Linked DNA regions of Mus musculus: region 2 is linked to region 1. A link is a loop called in an ENCODE intact Hi-C map of the cell type or tissue named here. Cell type or tissue: gastrocnemius. All regions are shown on one strand. Links, peaks and the distances in the headings refer to the core of each region. The heading gives the core; the rest is flanking DNA. Region 1 has its middle 16 kb from the start of Gm31137. Region 2 has its middle 21 kb from the start of 1700027A15Rik.

Region 1 (5,377 bases), core at 255-5,254:
TCTGAAATGTGTAGAGAATCCAGGCTTTGCAGTAGCTTGTACATGAAGATTTTACGGATGTATGTGTGTGCACACTTACTGTGCATCTACAGGCAACAGTGTGCCATCAACTTGGCTGTACTTCCTCCATGCAGGAGATGGGATCCTGGCCTTGGCAGCGAGTGGGCGTACGTGTGGACTTGAGTCACAGTAGGCTCAGAATCTGGGCTCAGGCATCTGAAGGCCTGTCACCTGCAAGGCTCATTATAGAAGGGACCAGGTGCTTGGAGTGTGCCCAAAGCCATACTGACTGCGCTGTCATGAGTTTGAAAAATATTCCTGTGAGAGATATAAATAAAGACACTGAGCCTCAAGCCAGGGTTTTAGAAAGCCATCCTTAAATGCATGGTGATTTACAGTTCCTGCTGTCCCTTCCCATGGGTGACTCAGCTCTCTAGCCCAGTAGGCCCAGCCTGATCCAGTAACTTCAGGCTTGGCTAAAATAGGGCAGAGCTGAAGCTGGTCTCAAGGAGCCCAATGATCCCACCATCCAGTTACCATGTGAGGTTTTGCTAAGTTTTTTGGCCTCTGTTCCCTAGCTGAGACATGGATGAACAGGTCCTGTACCAAGAGACAGGGACACAGACATTCCTAATTGGTTGTCCCTCAGATGCCTGTCATATGCATCTGGGATCCCAAAGGATTCTCCTAGCCTCAGAATGGAGTGGCTCAGATCCCATTCCCTCTAATCTCCAGTGTCCTGCAGCCACAGCCCTCAATCTTGGGAATGGAAATCTCAGGATAAAGTCCTGCTGAAAGCATGCCCCCCCCCCCTTAGATGCTTGGGCCAATAGGAACAGTAGACATGAAAATAATTTTCACTTTGGCTTAAGAAATGATTACGTGGGGTCTGGAGAGGTTAAAAGTACTAGCTGTTCTTCCAAAGAACCCAGGTTTGATTCTTAGCAGATTACAACAGTGCATAACTACAGTTCTAGGGGATCCGACACTCTTCTAGCCTCCGTGGGTACTGGGCATGTATGTGACTCACAGACATACAGCAGACAAAGCAACCATCCGCATAGAATAAATAATTTAAAAAAAGCACCCATGTCTAGTGCCTCAAATGGCTGAATAGAGGATCAGATAGCAATAGGCTTAAACCTGGTGGTAAAGGTATCGTGGGAGGCAGTGAGCGAGCCATAAGTTAGGTATTGGATTCTCTCAGCTCCATCTTCTTCACCCATGCCTGCTTGCTTTCTCCATGTCTTTACCAGGCTCTCAGGCCAACACTGGCTGAAGAGATAGATGAGTTCAGAGTTCAGAGGGTACATGGAAAAGCCACATGGGCTTTTTTTTTTCATTTGCTTCTTTTCTTTTTTAAGACTTCCAGGAGTGTGCAGAGTGCTGGCTTTGCTGGAATGTCTTTAAGCCACATGCCTTACCCCAGCTTGGAGCTCAGTTTTGATGCCAAGCCCCATGCACCTGGCTGTCCAAGCATAAGGAAAGAAAAATCCATCATCCAGGGTTGTTTTAAAAATAGTGTAGCTCTTTGATTAAATGGCTCAACAGCCCTGAATCAAGCTTTCTTTGCTCTAGCCTGTGATTTGTGCAACTGACCTGATTTTAGTACAGGACTCTAAATATAAGAGGAATGCAATGATTATAAAAATTCCTTAAATTGGTAAGGAAGTGCAGTCACTGATCATACATCTATTAAGCATGTGTTTGTGTTTGTGTGTGTGTGTGTGTGTGTGCATGTGTGCATATATGTGTTCCCACAAATGCCTCAAAAGCCTTTAACTGCAATAACACTTTTTGATGATGTCACCTAAATTCTGGGTACATGTTGTCATATGCTGATATTAATATACACTCCTACACACATACAGACACACATATACACATAACATGCACACATGCACTTCCTTGTACTCCAAACACATAGAGATAACTTTATAAATGACAGGAAGCAGAATGTCTTGGTCACTGTCTACCTCAAGTCATGGCATCCCTGCCTGCCCTGGCCTGGCTTTGATGGATTCTAAGAACTTCTATGCCCTCATCCAGGCTTGGGAAGTTTCTAATTCTCTCCTGCTTCCTTCTGATATTTATTATCCCAGGTCACTGAGGTATCTTTCATCTTATGTTCTGAAACACTCTTAACCAACCACATCATTTTTTTTGAGTGATCAAAATAAGACAGACTGTAATGTCTTTACAGGTGTGGATCTGTGGTATCTGTAGGGCAGTTCAATGCATATTTTGGGAGGAAACTGACCAGTAGAGATGAAAAGATTTGCAAGTTTGCAGAGGTATGAAGTAGTCACTCTGCCACTCCTCATCTCTAGCTGATATAACCGCTACCTAAAAGGTGCAGACAAAACCCCACAAGGGTGTCAGTCAGGACCAGAGTCCTGGGGGGTGGTGCTGAGTCTGGGGACAAGCTGATCTTTCTGTGACTCCGTTGCTGACCACTTCACTTAGGGCAGTACTATTTGGCTCAGCTTCTAGTAGTTTCTTCTCTTTTGAAATCTGCATATTGCATTGGAATACATAGATGTAGCTGGCTTGGCTTAACGCTGTCTGCTCTGGAAGTTTGCAGCTATGGGGCAGAAGAACCCCAGATCTACCAGCCCCTCTCTTGCTTCCAAAGATGTGGGACTGTGGTTTAGTAGAAGTCTAATCTTGGGGTCGGGCTGCAAGGTTAACCTCGGGCACTCCACTCTGTGCACGCTTATCCCATCAAACACACACACACACACACACACACACACACACACACACACACACACACACACAGAGTTATTGCTGAACACTAAAGATACAAGACCCTGTGAGTGCCACAGGGTCTCCCACAGCTCCAAAGACACAAAGCTTCCATCCCTCTGGTTAGAGCTGGAAAGAAAACAAGTACACACGAGTATTCTGTTGCTCAAACAAAAAGAACTGTGTGCATGCACATGGAAGACTGATGGCCTCTGGCCAACGAGACATAATTGTGACCTGACAGACTTGTAAGATGGCCTGCTTACGTGTATCCCAGCCCAGGCTGAGGTCACGGTGCACATGACAAGCCTGGGAAAGGAAAGTCTGGCATAAAGAAAGTTTAAATTAGCTGGGCACAGGGGAGAGAGAGAGAGAGAGAGAGAGAGAAATATTTCCATCTCTCTTCTGACCGCCCCCTGCTCCCCCCCACCCCCACCCCGCAACTTCCCTGAGTCGGAACAGCATGGGACAGGCTGAGACAGCTGCCTCTGCAATGCTTATGCCCTGTAACCAGAGCTGGTGCTTGCAGAAGCTTCCTGACAGCTGTGGAGATAAGGGGCAGAGCTTTAGCCTCTAAAGATTGGATGACCTACGTTGGTGCCCATCTGGGGTGGGGGTGGGGCAACTGAGCCCATAAATTTCTCAAGCCAGTGGATGGGAGTGGGAAAAAACTGAGGCCAGGTGGCAGCCACTGCTCATGGCGGCAGAATTGGGGAGCTCTCTGTTAAACCTTCGTGTGTTCCCACTGATCTCCCATTCTGAGTGGATCCTTTACAGAGGAAGAGAGGTCTGTGTGTTTTCTTAGACTATTTCTCCTTACCATTTACCTCTGTCAGCACAAAACCAGAAAAACAAAACAAAACAAAACAAAACAACAACAACAACAACAAAAAGAGCAAAACACACGTTGAGGCCCTAGGTTAAGCAGGGGTCTAGATCCTGTGGTCAACCCACCTCTAGACTTCCAGGGCATCTCCCCTTACTCTTGCCAAGGGTAGCCTTGTCTCTTTTCCCACCTGAGTTTTCTCATCCCTAGGAGACTGGGCCAGGATATTTATTTATTTATTTATTTATTTATTTATTTATTTATTTATTTATATCACCCCCTGTACATCCCAAGAGGCCAGGACATAATTCTCACTGCCTGGCTGATGGTTCTTCCAGACAGGCTCAACCCTCGGGTTGGTTCTCCCACAAGCTAAAACACACTGTGTGTGGTGGTAGTGGGACTTGACTCTGAATCTCATATTCTGGCCCTTCTTTCAAGTTTCTCTCCTCCTCCTCTTTCTCTTCTTCCTCCTTCTCCTCTTCCCCCTCTTCCTCTCTCTCTTCTTCCTCCTCTTCCTCCCCTTTCCTTCCTTCTGCTACTGGGGATTGAACCCCAGGGCCCCAAAGATGTTAAGCAAGCACTTAACTGAGTACCACTGAGATGAATTTTCAGACATCTTTTCTTTAGAAAAGAATAAATGGAGATGAGATATTCTCACGATCATGCCAAGCTACCAAGTGGGAGCGGGAAGTTTCCGGGCTGGCTTCCAACTCCCTTTACTGTCCAAGTGGCCTTGAACTCGATATCCTCCTGCATTAGCCACTGAGTGGAGAACAGGTTTGTACCACCAGGCCCGACTGCTTTGTTTCTTCTCTCCTAGTATTTTGCATCTGGTGGCTGCTTCTGCCTGTGCCCTGGCCCCTGGTCTTGGATGTGGAGATACATCGTGTCCTGGTTTGCAGTGTTCACACCTCGCATGAGATTTGCACGAAGTTAGACGACTCCTTCTTAGTCTCCTGTCCCCTGCCTCCTTGGCAAAGATGAGGGGAGACTTAGCTCATGTTGGTGCCCATCCTTGTATACTTAGGCTACATGCCAAACAACTAAGACTGTCCCTGTCTGTCCCCTTTCTAATAGCATGGCAGCCTTGACAGGAACGGAGACAGATCATGGAACTTGGCTGAGTTTGCCTAGCAGCTGCCCCAGACAGACCTCAAAGCATGTGAACAGCAAAACCGGAGGCAATGACAGCTAGAGATCTGAGTTCAAGACCATGAGTGGATACTCAGTAGATGTGAGACCCCAGACTGCCTCCTCATCACTTAAAATAGGAATGATCCGAGAGTCATACATGTGTCTTGAGGTGGATATGAGCATCATAACAGGGAGGAAGATGTATGGCACATTGTCTTGTAGATGATTCATGGTGGCTGTTAGCAAAGAGAGGAAAGGAGAAAGGGAAACGTTCCAGACTTCCACTTTTGCAAGTTCTGAAAATGGAACTTAATGAGACAGAGGGGCTCTGGAGTTTGGGTTCTGGTTCCACATCTGCATATCCATTTTGCTGGTTCCCTGATGATGAGGATTCTCTTTCTTTTTCCCCCCTTGGTCAGAGTCTCAGGGAGCGCCTATTCTAGTGCCTAACACAGATCCCAGATCCATTTTCAGAGATGGTGGCTTGTGCTTCAGGTGAGTCTTCCCACAGTCTCCTGCTGTGCTCTAGTCTCAGCTGACTCCCTGCCCCAGCCCCAGTTTTCCAATCTTCCTTGGTACCTATCACATGGGAGGCCTTTGTCAGGTCTCTCCTGTACCTATAACACTGTCCATTAAAAGTCACTTCTAGGATTGTCACTTTCCCAG
Region 2 (5,377 bases), core at 291-5,290, 68 kb after region 1:
GGCAACAAACATCTTTACCCACTGAGCCATCTCTCTAATCCCTATATACATATTTTATATGCCGTGGGGTCATGCAAATACTCCTTGGATGAAATGGGCCAAGTGGAAAAATGTCAAGAAAGTCTGTGTTGCAATAGCTGGAGCGATTCCTATCTCTCCAGAATAAGAAAATTAAGGGTCCCTAAACTGCCAGACCTGACAGGCCTTCACTTATTCACACAGAAGTGGGCTCAAGTCTGCTAGAGGCAGCTTTCTTAAGAGTTCACCATATTGAGAAAAGCACACAAGCCCAACATTTGAAGAGCCCCCGCCGAAGGGATATGGGGGTTTCTGCATAGAGCTGTGGTGGGGCTGTTATGAATAAAGACCAAGAGGCTTCAGGAGCCAGATGGCCAATCCAGGCAGTAGATGTTTTATAGGCTCATGGCAGGGCAACATCCATAAAATCAAGGACAAATCAGAAAGTTTCTTACAGGAAGAGCAGTGCATGAAGCCCAGTGGGAGAACACTTGACTACTTTGCATAAAGCCCTAGTTTTGATCCAGGTAAAACACACTTGTATACACACACACACACACACACACACACACACACACAAACACACACACATACACACACACATACACCCCACAAAAGTTTCTTCTAGAAAGTACAGATAGACAGATGGACAGGGATCTTAGACTAGAAAACTTGTCATAGGAAAGATGTTGACAAACTCACAAGACTGCTCTAAAGAGACAGACATATATATAAAGTTGCCCTGCTTAGGTTTTTTTTAGTTAGTTTGTTTGTTTTTGGTAGCTCTGTCTGTCCTGGAACTCACTCTGTAATTCAAGCTGGCCTCGAACTCAGAAACCCACCTGCCTCTGCTGGAATTAAAGGTGTGTGCACCTCCATCACCCAGCTATAGTGTCCGGCTGTGGGTCTCTCTGTGGCAGGGTTTCTCATTGAACCTGGAGCTGACTCCTGTCTCTGCCTCCACAGAATTGAGACCACAGGTGCACACTACCGCACATGGCTGTTTTCCCGGGTCCAGAGGATTTGGATTCAGGTCCTTCTGTTTATGGGAGACAAGCACTTTACCTGCTGAATCATCTTCCTCATCCACATACAGCTTATCTTTAATATTAGTTCGATGCAACCAAGAATTGCCTGGAAGAGTAACCTCAGTTGAATTGCCTACATCAGGTTGGCCTGTGGACATTCTCGATTGCTATTTATATAGGAGGGCCCAGCCTACTACGGGCGACAAGACTGTAGGCAGGTGGGCCTATGCTGTATAAGAAAGGCTATGTGAAGAAATCAATAAGCAACTTTTCCCCATGGTTTCTGCCTCTGTTCCTGTTTGAGCTCCTGTCCTGGGGCTTCCCTCAATGACGGTGTGTGACCTGGAGGTTTTAAATGATTTTCCAGGCTCTTCTCAACTGCAGATTGTTGGTTTGGAGTGTGTGGTCCTGGTGGCCCCACTTCACACCATCAAGAAGCATTTGTCCTGCTTCAAGGAGCCCGTTGGTGCAGTGTCTGGAGCTGTCTTGTCATGTTGTGTGACTTGGTGTTTTCAAAGTAATGTGTGCAGCTCCCATTCAGGTATAGACAAAGTGGTCCTCACCTTCCTGGTCGGTGAATGAAGGAACTGATGGAAAGAGATAAATAAGATGTGTGGGTGTGGGTGGGGCATATTCCTCTGTCAGGGAGCACACGGAGACTTGGAGAGATGAGACAAACATGTTCCTGTCTAACTAAAGAACCAAGGAATTGTTGTTACAACTCTAAACACTGCTCTGAGTGGATGGGTTCAGGTCTAGGTCCTCCATTTATCCTCTGATGGGTTAGTTATTGGAAAATGAACCACAAAGGGAGTAGAAATACAAGGGGCAAGACATGCTAAAGGGGAGGGGGCAAGAAAGGGTCCAAGGGGAGGGGGCAAGAAAGGGTCCGAGGAGATGGGAGAGTCTGAAGAAGGAAAACCTGATTCAAAAGGAAGGGGAAGAAAATATCTTCCCTGTATCCTGGGGCCATGAGTAGATGGCAGTGGTCTGGTGGGGGGCTCATCTATCTTACAGGCTTTCTAGGAGCTGACTGAGTCTGGAAACAGACTTTGGGGGCAAGTGGAGCTTTGCTGAAAGGCATCTGCTTGCCTCTGAGTACAAGAATACTGCCAGCTGGGGAGAAAAGTGCTCTGAGGCCTTCTGCCCTGAGAAGCCTGGCCTACTAGCCCGACTTGACCTAGGAGTAAAGTTCATCTCTTTTCCACAGTCTACCTCACTTCTCCCTCCCTGCTGTGCACCCCACCCCCTCAGATTCTCAGAACTCAGCCTCATTGGATTCCCGGAAATGGCTGGTGCAACTTGGTAACCAAATCCTCCGAATCCCTTTGTATATCTTTCTGCTTCTCTGCCCTCTCCACTGGTGTCCTTAGGGTTGTGTCTGGTTACAGAGTAGAGACCTGCCAAGCCAGGCTGACCCCTGTGGATGGTATTCAGCAAAATTCTAGGCTTGGATTCTCACAAGTGAGGGCCACTCTTCCCTCTCCCTGACCTGACTTTCTTGGAGGAGCTTGGTAGGCCTGGTCTTCCCCTTGCAGAGGCTTCTCCTTATACCCAGAGGTCTCCTCCTGACCAGGGGTCTCCACCTACCCAGGCTTCTCCACAAATTGAGGGATTCCAGGTCCTGGAAAGTGCATTTTCATTGTCCCCAGAGAAGTCTTTGATTTCTAACCCAGGCTGTAGGCTGTGGTTTCCTGTCCTGTATCTCCTTTGTCTAGAGCCTTCCTCTTCTCCGTGGGGAATTGTTATTATTTGTTGACTACATCTCATTAGATCAGAGAAGGGAATGGATGACATTAGAGTCTTTCTGGTAAAGAAATATAGCTTGGTTTGGTGGCAAAGGCTTATAAACAGGGAAGTCTAGGCATAATGGTTACTCAGGGGGCTGAGACAGGAGGATCACACGTTTGAAGCCAGCCAGGGTAACCCTGTACCAAAAAGAAAAATAAAAAGAGGCCCTAGAAGGTACTCAGTCGATAATGTATGTGCTTCACAGACACGAGGACCTGGTTTTGATCTCCAGCACCCACAAAAGAAGCCAGGCATGGTAGTATGTGTTCATAACATCAGCACTGGGGAGCTAGAGACAGGAAGATGTCAGCCAGTCTAGCCTAGTTGCTGAGCTCCCAGCCAGTAAGAGGCCTTGTCTCACAGGAGGTAGGTAGCATAGCATTCCTGAGGATGACACCCAACATTGTCCTCTGGGCTCCCCATACATGTGTATACATGTAGGTACTCACCTTCACACACATGTACACATACCTGCACACACACAAACGTGCATGCCCATGCACAATCCCATGGATTAAAAAAGTGTGTAGAGCTATAACCCAGTGACAGGATGCTTGCTATGCATGTGAGAGGCTTAGAATTAAAAACTGATCAGACACCTCAGTCCACACAACTAGGATGCTGCTTAGATCGTACATCCAAGAAACAGTCAAAGAGAGGGCCACAAAGAAGGGAAAAGTGAGGGAAGTTGACGAGGAGTGAAGTCTTTGTCTGGGTGCTTAGGGCTTCTGATGGGAGTACGTCGAAGGTTTGGGAGTAGGCTGTGTTTGCTAGCAAAGAAGGCTGGCATGTCTTTGGCTCTCACAAAATATTTGGACTCTGTAGTGGGCAGGCAATTGCTGAACAACAACAAAATCACACCGCTCAACTTCCTTACAGTACAACTGAGGGAAATGTAGTTGCCAGGAGGTCTCACGTCTCTGAGCTGTTCCACCCTAGACTGTGGGGGAGAGAAATGGCTGCCACTCCCCGGGTAGAGTCTGTCTCCTCAGTGGGGAGAAGGACCTGAGGAACAGCTTAGAGACTGGCTGTGTATTGACAGATGTGCTCAGTGTGGACAGAGACCGTGACAGCAGGTCCTCTTGTGCCTGGGCCAGCAGCATGTACTTCACCGAGAAAGAAACCGGTCAGACTTGCAGATCTTTCACCTCTCTCTGACTCAGTAAAGGATGCACAGCACAACCAGGGTCCAGCTAGGGCTGGTGGAACACAACTTTAGTTTGTGGGTACAGCACACAGGAGGCCCAGTGTCCCATCTTGACACTTACAAAGAGGCTCTTGAGAGAATTCTATTCTTCCCAGCTCCCACAAACAGCAGTGTATCTTATGTCTCCCTTTCACTGGCCATATCCGTCACACCCCTAACCCCTGGCTGTGATGCTGCAGTCTTATCTGTTGTACCCAGATAAAAAGTGACTTGACCTAATCAGTCTGACTGGACAGCCTGGCTCCAGGGAGGGTTGCTGATGGTGCCCCAGCCAGAAATGGAGCCTCATGTAGAGCTGGGCCCTTTATCTACCCGTGGGGCCAATCATTACCACACTTCTCCAGAAACTGCTGGTACATAGTTGGGCTCGCTCTCTTTAATCAGCCATGAACAACTGAATTCCCAAGAAAGATGAAGGGTGACTGTGTAGGGTTTCTGTGAAAACCACAGTGGCAAAGTCATCTGTCAGGGTCATGCTATATCATGGGTGGCTGCTAGAGGAAATTTGAATAGAAAAAATATATCTTTGCATCTGTTAGTGGCATTGTGAGCTGTGTGTGAGCCATCACAGCATGGCAGGTTGCCTGCCAGAGATGAGGATTCTTGCTGTCTTTTGGATACTACTTGCTTGTTATTATAAAGTGTGTGTAGGTAAAGGGGCAGGGCAGGGTTCCTCATTGCAGAAGCAGAAACAGGCTGAGAATATTTCAGAGCACTTGTTGATTTTTCTCCTGGCCTTTGCTTAAGTCCTTGGCAGGAGCTGAGACCCAAAGCTCTGTCCTGGTATTGTGGCAGGAACCAGGGCTCATGCCCAGGAATGCTGCCTACCAGGGAGGTCGACTTATGTCCCTCCCAGGCTCAGCCTGTGTGGCATGAAGGATCAGTTAAAGGGATTTGTAAGCCTCGGGAAAATGGTCAAGGCTGGATCAAAATTAGTCAAGTCTGCCGTGAAGGAAACTAAGGAGGACACACACACACACACACACACACACACTCACACACACACACACACACACACACACACACACACACACACGAGGGGAGGGAGAGAAAGGGAGGGAGAAGGGGGGAGAGTTTGCGGTCACAGGCAGGAGCAGAGAGAAGAGAATGACATAATCTTATTGCCTACTCAACCTTTTCTTTATCCAGGACTCCAAGCCCAGGAAAAGGTGGAAGGAATAGGTCTTCCAACCTCACTCGACATAGTCAAGATACCCCCTTCCCACCCAGACTCTAGATTGATTCTAGATTGTGTCAAATTGACAAATACAACTAACTGCCACAAGGACTGTCATTAGCTCATGCGCTTTGGGGGTAGCAGCCCTGGGGTAAG

What was found. A loop is a pair of places that touch in the nucleus more often than their neighbours do. Peaks named below come from ENCODE experiments on the same cell type or tissue, not always from the same donor. Only the 100,000 strongest peaks of a DNase experiment are listed, where the experiment ranks them.
Region 2: a loop joins it to region 1, with 3 times the contacts of the local background. A loop is called at or near these places in 4 of 42 quality-filtered maps.

What each region holds. Positions count from the first base shown.
Region 1 is chr1:72,966,324-72,971,700 of GRCm38, forward strand. No RefSeq gene overlaps it. Among named protein-coding and RNA genes, the nearest start is that of Gm31137, 16 kb to the right of the region's middle. In gastrocnemius, for the core only: no CTCF peak of the experiment used is centred there; DNase peaks (open chromatin) are centred at 2,961 and 4,302; H3K27ac peaks cover 3,109 bases.
Region 2 is chr1:73,034,430-73,039,806 of GRCm38, forward strand. No RefSeq gene overlaps it. Among named protein-coding and RNA genes, the nearest start is that of 1700027A15Rik, 21 kb to the left of the region's middle. In gastrocnemius, for the core only: no CTCF peak of the experiment used is centred there; no DNase peak of the experiment used is centred there; H3K27ac peaks cover 2,596 bases.